2 separate regions of the Homo sapiens genome follow, and region 1 is linked to region 2. Evidence: chromatin contacts called from ENCODE Hi-C or POLR2A ChIA-PET data. All regions are on one chromosome and are shown on one strand. Each heading gives the region's core, a stretch centred on a gene start or an enhancer-like site at or near the end of the contact. The rest is flanking DNA. Distances are from core to core; before and after follow the strand shown.

Region 1 (6,630 bases), core at 2,417-4,916, 76 kb after region 2:
AGGATGGCAAAAAATCACAAAGATGAGACCAGAACAGAGGTTTCTAAACTCTTACAACATTCTCAAAATTACTGTCCCTAATTTTTGTTCCCTAATTCTACTGTTGCACCCCACCCCCACTTTGCTGCTTCCTCCACCCCACACGTGTTGTACTCTAAAAAATAAGAAGAAAAGGCCAGGTGCAGTGACTCACGCCTGTAATCCCAGCACTTTGGGAGGCCGAGGCAGGCGGACCACCTGAGGTCAGGAGTTTGAAACCAGCCTGGCCAACATGGTGAAACCTCGTCTCTACTAAAAATACAAAAATTAGCCTGTCCTGGTGGCGGGTGCCTTTAGTCCCAGTTACTTGGGAGGCTGAGGCAGGAGAATCGCTTGAACCCAGGAGGTGAAAGTTGCAGTGAGCCAAGATCGTGCCACTGAACTCCAGCCTGGGTGACAGAGCGAGACTCCGTCTCCAAAAAAAAAAGAAAAGAAGAAGAAGAAAAATAACCTTTTTAACATAGGGTTGTAGTAGAAAATTCCAGATAACATTCCTCATTCCCTACCACATACCCACACTCAAATTGAAATTCAAATTAAAGTCCTCTATAACTTGTTCACCCACCATTGTTAACATTTTGGTGTTATTTCTTTCCAGGCTTTCTTCTACTCAAAATGTTAGATTATGCCCATATATAAATCATATATTTTGCAAAACTGGGATTTTACTGTTCATATATATATATATATACATATATATATATACACATATATATATACATATATATATACATATATATATACATATATATACACATATATATACGTATATATATACATATATATATACATATATATATATATATATATATATATATACATATACATAATTTTTTTTTTTTTTTTTGAGATAGAGTTTCACTCTTGTTGCCCAGGCTGGAGTGCAATGGTGTGGTCTCGGCTCACTGCAAACTCTCCTTCCCAGGTTCAAGCGATTCTCCTGCCTCAGCCTCCCGAGTAGCTGGGATTACAGGCACACACCAACACACCCAGCTAAATTTTGTATTTTTGTACAGAAGAGGTTTCACCATGTTGGTCAGGCTGGTCTCAAACTCCTGACCTCAGGTGATCCGCCCACCTCAGCCTCCCAAAGTGCTAGGATTATAGGCTTGAGATACCGCACCCAGCTGTTCATATATTTTTGTAACTGCTGTTTTTCTTTAATAAATAATGGGCACCCGCCTGGATAAATAAATACAACTCACAAGCCCATATTAATTATCTGAATTATATTGACTTAAAATAATTTATCTAAGACCAGATGGATGGACATTCAGGTTGTTTTCAATTGTATGCTGTTATAACTATTGCATGGGTTAGCATACTTGCATAAATATCTTTGCACATTTGTCCAACGTTAAACCTAGGCATAGAAGTTGAAGGAGCTCTAAATCAAGGTATACTAATTTCTACCTCATCAACATTGGCCCTTCTGCCACATCATTGCTAACATTGCATATTAGCATGCTTTTAAGTTTTTGATAGGCAAAAGATGCAACAATTACATCTTGTTTGTATTTGCATTTCTTTGCTACTAAGTAAGTTTCCACATATTTGTTGGTCACTTGTTTTTATTTTATCACTTTCTTGTTCTTGCCCATTTTTAAAAGTTAGGATGGTGAGCTTGTTTTATTCTTTAACAGTTCTTTGCATACTCAATATATTCACTTTTAGTCTGATACATAGATTGAGAATTTTCTTCAGTTTGTCATTTGCATTTTTATATGCTTATGGTACTTTTGGATATTTAGAAGAAATAGAATTTTCATGGTAAATCTGTTTGTGTTCCTCTTTCTGGTTTCTGTCTATGGTGACATTTTCTAAAAAGACCTTCACTCCCTCTTCACTCCCTATCAAGATATTTGTTAGTATTTCCTTCTAGTACTTTTATCTTTTTATTTGTTTATATTTAATTCCTTAATCCATTTCAATTTATTCTGATATATGATGTTGCATGTTAGTGATCTCCAGAAAAACAGAACCAATAAGATATGTATACGGAGAGAGAGAGAGAGGAGAGAGGGAGAGAGAGATTTTAGGAATTGAGCCAGTTGTGTGACTGGCAAATTCAAAGTCTGCAGAGCAGGTGGCAGGCTGGAGACCCAGGGAAGAATCAATGTTGTAGCTTGGGTCAGAAGGAGTCTGGGGTGAACGGCTCATGCCTGTAATCCCAGCACTTTGGGAGGCTGAGGCAGGCAGATCATTTGAGTCCAGGAGTTTAGGACCAGCCTGGGGAACATGGTGAAGCCCAGTCTCTACAAAAAATACAAAAATTAGCCAGGCATGGTGGTGGTGTGCCTATAGACCCAGCTACTCGAGAGGCTGAGGCCAGAGGATGACTTGAGCCCAGGTGGCAAAAGTTGCCATGGGACTGTGCCACTGCACTCCAGCCTGGGCAACAGACACCCTGTCTCAAAAAAAAAAAAAAAAAAAGAAGAGGAAGAAAAAAGGAGGAGGAGGAGGAGGAGGGGGAGGGGGAGAAGGAGGGGGAGGAGGAGGAGGAGGAAGTTCAGAGGCAGTATTCTCTTTTTCTCAGGAGACCTCAATTTTTCATAATCTTAACGCCTTCAACTGATTGGACAAGGCCCACCCAGTTTATGGAGGGTAATCTGCTTTACTCGAAGTCTACTGATATAAATGTTAATTTCATCTTAGAAATATCTTCACAGAGATCTCTTGACTGGTATTTGACCAAAGAGCTAGATATAGTGGCCTAGCCAAGTTGACACACAAAATTGCCATCACAGAGTGAGTCAGGGATCTAACTTTATCTTTTCCCTATTCTCTTTCTGATAAGAGGTCCCACAAAGCCCTGATTCCCTCATATTCTCTTCTGTTAGACTGTAGGGGCTAAAAAAGGTATTCAACAAACTTCCTTCTCTTCTCTTAGTTTGGCCTTCCATTCTCTAGATCCTACAGATGCCTTTTCAAACCTCAAATGACAAATAGACGAAAATAATGGGTGTGATCTAGTCTATTTGTCTCCAAAATTTGGGAGCTTGACCCATAGCAGACAAAAGGCATGCCCCATCTTGATCTGTGGGGGGATTTTTGCTCATGGCAGCGTCCCCTTAGACACCCTGAAGAGATAGCCAGAAAAGTGTGAAATTTCTACTTATCTTCACACTCTAGTAAGCCCTCTAACCCTTGTTTCTCGACTACAAGGCAGGATCCAAGAGTTCTAGAGCTTTCTAGCCAGGGCATTGTGAGGACATGGAGCCCGCAAGGAAAATTTCTGCCCAAGCATATGACATTATGATTAATAAGCATCAGCCATTAAGTATTTTGAGAGCTTCAGATGAAAGTTTCACAAACAGACCAGAGTGTCATATAATAAGGATTATAAGCTTCTAAGTATTTCATACTTGCCTTGATCAAAACAGAAAACTCTTCATGTATACATTATTAATAAATTTGGATGCCCCTTTAAAGGTGATTAATTAGGTCTGAGTCTCCTTCAGACTCTATGATCACACTGAAGATCTACACACTGGTCTGTCTGCTCCAGAGCTCCAGGCTTTTATCTCTCTAGTTTGGCAGGAATCTCCATGGGAGGCCAGTCCTAGCCTTGAGTGTGAAGGGTCACCAGTGGGGCATCATCCCCTGCGTTCTGGAGTGTGCTGAATGCCAACTCCCATTACATGGGGACCAAAATGAGCTCAGGAGCATTGGTATCAAGCCAGACTGCCAGTCTTCCACTCAGGCATCTCGGCCAACCTGCAACAAACACTGCCTGGTCTAGCTATTTAGAACTGAATAATTGGCACAGACATAGATGCCTGCTGACTTGCATTTGGTGCTCCCATTTGAATTTGAATTCTTTCATTAAGCCACAGAGCATCCTTTTTAAAGGTCCAGATCCTCCCAGGATAATTAGACTCTTCCTACAGCAACAGGAAGGCTGAATTATTCTTTCTGTCTCCCTGATCTGGCTGCATTTAAACAAGTTGGTAGGTACTTTCTGAAACAATTAGAAGAAAAGGGATAAGATGAGTGAGGCTCAATTCCCTTTTCAAAAAGTGCAGACAATGGCGGGTGCGGTGGCTCATGCCTATAATCCCAGCACTTTGGGAGGCTGAGGTGGGCAGATCACTTGAGGTCAGGAGTTCGTGACCAGCCTGGCCAACATGGTGAAAACCCGTCTCTCCCAAGAATACAAAAATTAGCCAAGCATGGTTGTGCAAGCCTGTAATCCCAGCTACTCAGGAGACTGAGGCAGGAGAATTGCTTGAACCCGGAAGGCGGAGGTTGCAGTGAGCCGAGATCATGCCACTGCACTCCAGCCTGGGTGACAGAGCGAGAGTCTATCTCAAAAAAACAAACAAACAAACAAAAAAACAACAGTGCAGACAAGAGATCTAAAAATGCTTCTTGCTATCTAGTAAGCTTGGATGTGCCTTCTTGGAGGCTACAGAAGGGTAGCCTTGAAAAATTGGATTTTTGCTGGGTACTTCCCAGTGAATCAAGGCACTGGCATCCCTGGGGGGCTCTGCAAGGTTATGGTCCTGAGGTTTGTGTATGAGAGTCCTGTTGCTGTTCCAGTGCATTTATAAGCCCTTATTGAGATGGCAGGTGACTAGAGGGAAAAGGACTCCTGTTGAGTATTTTTTTTTTTTTTTAAGAAATCCTTTAGGAAGCTGGATTAGGCTACGTGGAAATGTAATTGTGATTCTCAGCAGGCTGAGACTCATTAACAAAGAGCCAGAATAATGGGTTTTTATACAAGGTATTCATTCATTCATTTTTATTCATTTATTCTTTAACTGAATGTCTCCGCTAAGTGCCAAGCACTGGGTGGGATCCAGTCCCTGTCCTCAATGAGCTGAAAGTGTTTATATGGGAAGGGAAGTGTGGGTGGAGAACAGAATGCAGGAGAGACAGACAAGTAAACAGGTTATTAATACACTGTGATAATTACTAAAACAGTGGTAGGTACAAGCATCAAAATTCGGATGGGGAATAATGCATTAGAAATGGTGTAGGGAAAAAGTATGAAGGAGAAGAAAGACTTGACAGTGGACATGAAGCTATAGCTGAGCCTTTTTTTTTTCTTTTTTTTTTTTTGATACAGTGTCTTGTTCTGTTGCCCAGGCCAAAGGGCAGTGGTACAATTATGGCTTACTGCAGCCTCAACCTCCTAGCCTCAAGCAACCCTCCCACCTCAGCCTCCTGAGTCACTGGGACTACAGGTACATGTCACCATGCCCTGGCTAGTTTTTTTTGTGGACTTTTTTTTTTTTTTTTTTTGAGATAGGGTTTCACTCTGTGGCCCAGGCTAGGGTACAGCAGTATGATCTCGGCTCACTGCAACCTCCACCTCCCGGACTCAAGCGATCCTCCCACCTCAGCCCTCCCAGTAGCTGAGACAAGTAGGCACCACCATGCCTGGTTAATTTTATTTTTTTGTAGCAACGAGGTCTCATTGTGTTGCCGAAGCTGATCTTGAACTCTTGGCTCAAGTGATCCTCTTGCCTCGTCCTGCCAAAGTGCTAGAATTACAGGTGTGGGCCACCACACACAGTCTTTTGTTGAGTCTTGAATGATGAGTAGGAGCTTGTCAGACAGATCAAGAAGTAGGTAGAAGAGAAAGGAAGGCATTCCAGTCAGAGACAAGAAAAGGCAAAATGAAGGGGGCATAAAACGACATGGTGTATGCACAGTACTGTGAGTTGGTATGACGAAATGCTAGAAGCATGGGGAAGGGGACAGAAAAAAATGAGACTAGAGAGGTAGCCAGGGGCCAGATCTACAAGTTCTTTCAATACCATGAAATATATCCCTGAGGCAATGTGTCTAATAAGCCGTACCCTGGAATTTTGGGTCACCTGGCACAAACTATGGCTAACTATATCTATCTCTTCCTAAAAGTCTGTGGACCAAGGAGCTCCCCAAAGAGCAAAGGATATGGCACATCCATTGCTTGACCTGGTATATGCTAATAAAAATAAAGTACGGACAGGCACAGGCCCAAGACTAATGCCCTGCAGCAGCCACAAGGGGCTTGCTTCCATATCACTTTCCATTCATTAATTGGTATCCACTGGGTATAATTATGAAGCCACCACATGATACCTGTATCCAGCCTCTCTTTCCACATTTTGCATTCAATAATGTCACATGAGACATGTCTGGCTGTCATCCAGATATTCTGTGCTCACTCCACATATCTGCTCAACCAGTCTAATGGCCTTAATCAAAAAAGGAAATTAGATTACTCTAGCATGACCTGTTTTACTGAAATGCTACTGGCTTAGAGGGATTGCTGCTTAATTTGTAAGCACTCATAAGCCATTAGTAGAATAATCTCTTATGGAATTTTGCCTAGGACTGGTGCCAAGCTCATGAATCCATAGTGGGTGAAACAGGGAGGGAAAAATTAATTGTATTTCCTAAAAATCAAGGCATTTGTCCATCCTTAGTACTCCAGTATGATTCCTATTTTTCATCAGTCCTTGAGATTATCAGCAGCAATCCTGTGATCTTACTAGCAAACATAGTGATAGCTTGAAGAGTGATTTGTTTAGGCCAAGAGACAAAGTCCAGACAGCTGTTACCTCATTTCTCCCCTCTGAGAAGATTTCATCTCTTTAA
Region 2 (5,789 bases), core at 1,880-4,379:
AGGCCTGAGTCACCACACCTGGCTGACAAAACTTGATATTATTGTTCTTTTAAATGTTTCCAATCAAATAAGTGTGAAACAATTTTTTGTTGTTTTAATTAGTATTTTTCCATGATTACCAGTGAGGATAAAAATCTTCTCACATTAGCCATTCAAAGTTCCTCTTCCAGGAATTGCCAAATTATGTCTTTTTTCATTTGATATTGTATCATTAAAATGTATCACTTGTCTTTGTCTTATTGATGTATATAATGTTAAATGTTCTGAACACTAATCCTTTGTCTCTCTTTGAGTTATAAGTATCTTTCTAGTCTGTGCCTTGTCTTTTCACTTTCATGTTTTCTATTGTTAATGTACAGAAGTTTTGTGTGCTTACTTGTTTTTGTTTGTTTGTTTGTTTGTTTGTTTTCTGAGGCGGAGTCTCACTCTGTTGCCCAGGCTGAAGTGCAGTGGTGCGATCTCGGCTCACTGCAACCTCCGCCTCCCAGGTTCAAGCGATTCTCCTGCCTCAGCCTCCCAAGTAGCTGGGATTACAAGCACCCACCACCATGCCCAGCTAATTTTTTGTATTTTTAGTAGAGATGGGGTTTCACCACATTGGCCAGGCTGGTCTCAAACTCCTGACCTCAAGTGATCCGCCTGCCTTGGCCTCCCAAAGTGCTGGGATTATAGGCTTGAGCCACTGTGCCCGGCCTATGATTTTCAATGAAGTTTTGTATTTTGCTCTGTAAAGCTTTTGCATGTCTTTTTTTTTTTTAACCACTGTAAGTGGTATCTTTTATCAAATTAATGTTGGTCCTTTGTTGGTGGTGATAGAAATAAAATTGATTATTGTACAATTGCAGTTTTTTCTCCCAGCTGTTCTCACTTAAAAGGGTTAGTAATTTGTTAGTTATCTTGAAATTTTCTTGTACACAATAACATTGTCTTATATCTTACAACTTCTTGTCTTACTGCGGGTGGAGGGGGGGCTAGGACTTGATAAATTAAATGTATAATAGAAAAGCAAGTAGCCAGAAGGCTTGTTCTATTCCTGATTATAAAGAGAACTTCTGGCCCAGAGCAGTGGCTCACACCTATAATCCCAGCACTTTGGGAGGCCGAGGCGGGGAGATCACTTGAGGCCAGGAGTTCCAGACCAGTTTGGCCAAAATAGAGAAACTTCAACAATTAGTCTGGCATGGTGGCCCATGCCTGTAATCCCAGCTATTTGGAAGGCTGAGGCATGAGAGAATCACTTGAATCTGGGAGGCAGAGTTTGCAGTGAGCTAAGATCCCACCAATGCACTCTAGCCTGGGCAACAGAGTGAGACTCCATCTCAAAAAAAAAAAAAAAGAAGAACATTTGAGAATCACGCCTATAATCCTAGCACTTTGGGAGGCTGAGGCCAGTGGATCACAAGGTCAGGAGTTTGAGACGAGCCTGGCCAACATGGTGAAAGCCCGTCTCTACTAAAGATACAAAAAATCACACAGGTGTGGTGGCGTGCATCTGTAATCTCAGATACTCAGGAGGCTGAGGCAGGAGAATCACTTGAACCCAGGAGGTGGAGCCGAGATCGCGCCATTGCACTCCAGCCTGAGCAACAGGGCGAGACTGTATCTCAAAAAAAAAAAAAAAAAAAGGAAAAATCTAAATATTACTAAATATCGCAAGTATTGCTTCCTCCCTTTTAATGTTTCACAGTGTATGGGGGGTTTGTTCAGAACACAATAGCTGCTCTAGTGATCAAAATCACTATACATCAACTATTATTTCAATTTTTCAGTATGCCTATTGCTGGGCTGCCCCACACAAAGAACAAATAAAAAATTATGTATCTTGTTAACTTTTGCCAAGTTGGCCAATTTCATGTTATCCATAAATGCCACACTAAAGAGAGTGAACACACACATGGTCATAAAACAGCAGGCTGAAGCTAACTCCAAAAACAAAGAAAAAATCCAACGCTAAACCATTCTGCATTTAAGTTCCCAAATGACTCCCATGGAGGCCCTTAAATTGTATTTGTTTGGAAAAAACAAACAAACAAAAACAAAAGGAGTTCATCGTTAGCATGTGGAGGATGTTCATTAGCGGCTGTAAGAAATCACGGTCTAAACTACACCGTTCAAGAAACCCACTACAGTCGTGCAGACCAATAGCACTATTCTAGAAGGTAGCTATCCCTCGTGCCCTCTAAGAACCATCGTTTTGCATCGTTAGCAAGAAGCAAAGAGTAGATCTTAAACCTCTTTAAACTTCTCTGCGTCCTATTCAAAAATTAGGATACCACTTAACTCTGCACTTTAAAAAAGGATTTCAAGTGTGCTGCATTTTAAAGACACTTCATTACAAAAGTTAGAAAATTAAAGTATAAAACTTATCAAAACAAGTTTTTACGTTTTCAGGATGATTCACTGCAGAATTTCTTTAAACAGACTCCCCTCTTTTTTGTGTGTTGAGTCTTTAGGGAAAATAAGTGATAGTAAACATCAACCACAGACACCTGCAAACTAGGAAAAAAAATAGGGTTGCTTGGACATGGTAGGGAAAATAATTTATTTTCACAGAAATTTAGCCGGGCGCGGTGGCTCACGCCTGTAATCCCTGCACTTTGGGAGCTCAAGGTGGGTGGATCACCTGAGGTCAGGAGTTCAAGACCAGCCTTGCTGACATGGTGAAACCCAGTCTCTACTAAAAATACAAAAATTAGCTGGGTGGTAGTGGCACGCGCCTGTAATACCAGCTACTTGGGAGGCTGAAGCAGGAGACTCTCTTGAGCCTGGGAGGCAGAGGTTGCGGTGAGCCGAGATCGCGCCACTGCACTCCAGCCTGGGCAACAGGGTGAGACTACGTCTCAAAAAAAAAAAAAAAAAAAAAAAAAAAGAAGAAGAAATTTAACATACAGGCGATTTTTCAGGTTCTCATTTGCTAAACCAACAATGCAGAATTTGTGAAGTAGGGGCAACAAGTTGCTGAACCTGAGAGACGCCTCTAAATGCGCTCAGAGGTTATTTCAACTGTGCTGTTTGCTAGTTCAGGTACAACAGGCAAGACAGAAAGATGCCACCGCTCTCTCCACCCTCCCAGCGCCGGATCACAGAGCGCAGACCATGCACCCAGCCTTCCACACACGTCGCGATCTCGCCGCTTTAAGCTGCTGGGTACCCTCGGCCCGCCCACAAGAAGGCGGGGCGGCGCGGGGTCTGCTGGGAGTTGTAGTTTCGGGCCGGGCCCGAGAGCTTCTTGACTCGTTTCCTTCTACCCCCACCGCCGCACAGCTGCCTATGGACTCTGGAGTTGCTGTGTATTGAGCATGGGGCACAGCCGGGGGTAAAAGGGGAGAAGGCTCCTTTAATCTGCGGATCGGGGCGCCGTTGATGAGTGTTAGAGGTGTTGGAACGCAGAGTAAGCGGCGCGCATGCGCGGCTGCCGGAGGTGGGGGCCGCTCCTCCCGTGCCACTCAGGGGCTGGCTGCTGCCTTAGGGCTGACTGGGCTCATAGGTAGGGCCTGCGGTGCAAGTTTGTGATAACACTGCCTGTAGGCTGCGGTTGTTAAGGCAGAGATTTGAAGGGGGTCGGTTGGGGGTGCTGGGTAGTGTCAGTAATCAAGGGTTTTAATCGCTACTCCATCCTGGCTTTCGGGAACCTCCCACCTCCTACCCTTTCCCAGTTTGCAGAATTGCAGCTTTCCCCATCCCCCACCCCGATCGCTTCGTGGGAAGCCTTTCCATACTGTGTTGTGAAATCCGTTAGACCTCAGCCAAGGCCTTTTAGCCCGCCCGGAATTCAAGCTGCCCCCTCCTTGCCAAATCCAGATCATGCGAGACAACAAAAGGCTTGAGGCACAAGCCCTACAAGGCAGTGCCCCTGCCAGTTCTCCTAAACTTATTGTTTACCCTGCCCTCTTCTTCCCCTGCAAATTCAGACAGCCAGGCGATAGATTAGATAAATAGATTCCATGTCCTTACATTTGCAACAGGCTTTCATAGATTCCTTTGCTCTGGAAGGTGGCATCATTATACAAAAGGACAAGTGAGAACACACGAATGTAATCAGTGGCAGAACCCTGGGACTGAACCCTACAGGAGTTCTAAGTCTATTGTTTCTCCTACCACTTCACAAATGTGTCAGAAAGAGCTGAATGAGGTGACCAGCTGCACCTGACGCTAGCTGGCTTTCGGAATGCTCAGGCCCTGGGCCCTTGGCTCACCACAACCACTCTTAAATTGACTAACAATTGCCCCTTAGTGAGTGACCTCTCCAGCAAGCCCGGAGGATTTTGCCCAGGGTAATGTTTCACATTGAGCACATACTTTGTGCTGGGCCCTGGAAAGGATGTACATCAGATCTTAAGTTAAAAGTTTCCTTTCCCCCAGGGAGACCAGGCTGTCCTATCAAGTATTCTGTATTTCCCAAAGGATAGTATTAGCCACACTTTGTTATATGATTGCTTGTTTGCCTGTTTTCTTTTCTTTTCTTTCTTTATTTCTTTGAGACAGGGTCTCCCTCTGTCACCCAGGTTGAAGTGCAGTGGTGCGATCATAGCTCACTGCAAGTTCAGACTCCTGGGCTCAAGCGATCCTTCTCCCACCTCAGCCTCTGGAGTAGCTGGAAGTACAGGCGTGCACCACCATGCCCAGCTAATTAAAAAAAAAAAATTTAGAGGAGGTCTCACAATGTTACTCAGGCTGATTTCAAACTTCTGGGCTCAAGTGATCCTCCTGCTTCAACGTCCCAAAGTTCTGGAATTACAGACACGAGCCACCCTACCTGGCCTGCCTGCCTTGCTTGAGAAGCTGCAGCACTATTTTGTTCACCATTGTATTAGCAGTGCTAACATATAGTGGCCTTTTCATACATGTCAAATAGACATATAAATGATGAATGCATGAGTCCAGTGTCTGACCTTCATGTCTGTGCCCAGAGTCTGTTGGGAGAGGTGGAGATGAAAATAGAGGTAGGCTGGGCACAGTGGCTCACACTTGTAATCCCAGCACTTTGGGAGGCCGAGGCGGGCAGATCATGAGGTCAAGAGATGGAGACCATCCTGGCCAACATGGTGAAACCCTGTCTCTACTAAAAATACAAAATTAGCTGGGCATGGTGGCACATGCCTGTAGTCCCAGCTACTCGGCAGGCTGAGGCAGGAGAATCGCTTGAACTTGGGAGGTGGAGGTTGCAGTGAGCCGAGATCGCTCCACTACAACCTGGTGACAGAGTGAGACTCCGTACCCCCCGCCACCAAAAAAAAAAAAAAAAGAAGAAGAAAATAGAGGTACATGTTTATACAAAGTTTGGAACAGGAAGGCAGATGCACATAACTGCCTGGCGTGGTTCCAAAAACCTGAATGGAGAAGGCAGTATCTGCTAATGGGGGCTCTCTGCTAAGCTTTGGAATTGTCCATTATTGTATTAGCATATAAGAAGTTATCACACCAAAGGCTCCCCATGAGCCTTGCCTGGGAAAGGGACTGATTATTTAAGAGCCAACCAGCACAGGTACGGAGATGCTACCCTCTTCTAGGTGGTCATCTGGAGAAGCTGTGCTTTCCAGGGACTCTGGATTTCTTCAAATATCCTTGGAATGCTCCTTGTGGAAATGGCTTTTGAATCTACAGCACATTCTTTTGGACCTCCTCAGCACAGGAACATCTCGTTCCTTTAGGGATTTGATAGTTGGGAAGAGCCAGAAGTCACTTGGCTGGAGGTCTAGAGTATGAGGAAGATGATCATGCTGCATAATAGCTGCTGTTGAAATTTGAAGGAAGGAGTTAGTATGCTGACATAGGGCAAGAGTTCTCAT

What was found. Hi-C counts contacts between places; a loop is a spot of excess contacts on that map. ChIA-PET counts read pairs that join two places held with the same protein, here RNA polymerase II (POLR2A). Pooled maps may share reads with other maps.
Region 1: a loop to region 2 is called in a map of Caco-2, with 5 times the contacts of the local background. The contact joins two enhancer-like sites. A Hi-C loop is called at or near these places in 1 of 168 maps with a recorded cell type or tissue (Caco-2) and 8 of 50 pooled maps. POLR2A ChIA-PET finds 5 or more read pairs at or near these places in 7 of 52 experiments (A549, BJ, Caco-2 and 4 more).

Annotation. Positions count from the first base shown.
Region 1 is chr9:105,040,945-105,047,574 of GRCh38, forward strand. No RefSeq gene overlaps it. Among named protein-coding and RNA genes, the nearest start is that of CT70, 52 kb to the left of the region's middle. Within about 2 kb of position 3,667, at least 3 of the 41 ENCODE cell types and tissues checked have a DNase peak (open chromatin) inside an H3K27ac peak, as active enhancers do.
Region 2 is chr9:104,965,147-104,970,935 of GRCh38, forward strand. No RefSeq gene overlaps it. Among named protein-coding and RNA genes, the nearest start is that of CT70, 24 kb to the right of the region's middle. RefSeq lists enhancers at 3,014-3,063, 3,144-3,193. Within about 2 kb of position 3,130, at least 34 of the 41 ENCODE cell types and tissues checked have a DNase peak (open chromatin) inside an H3K27ac peak, as active enhancers do.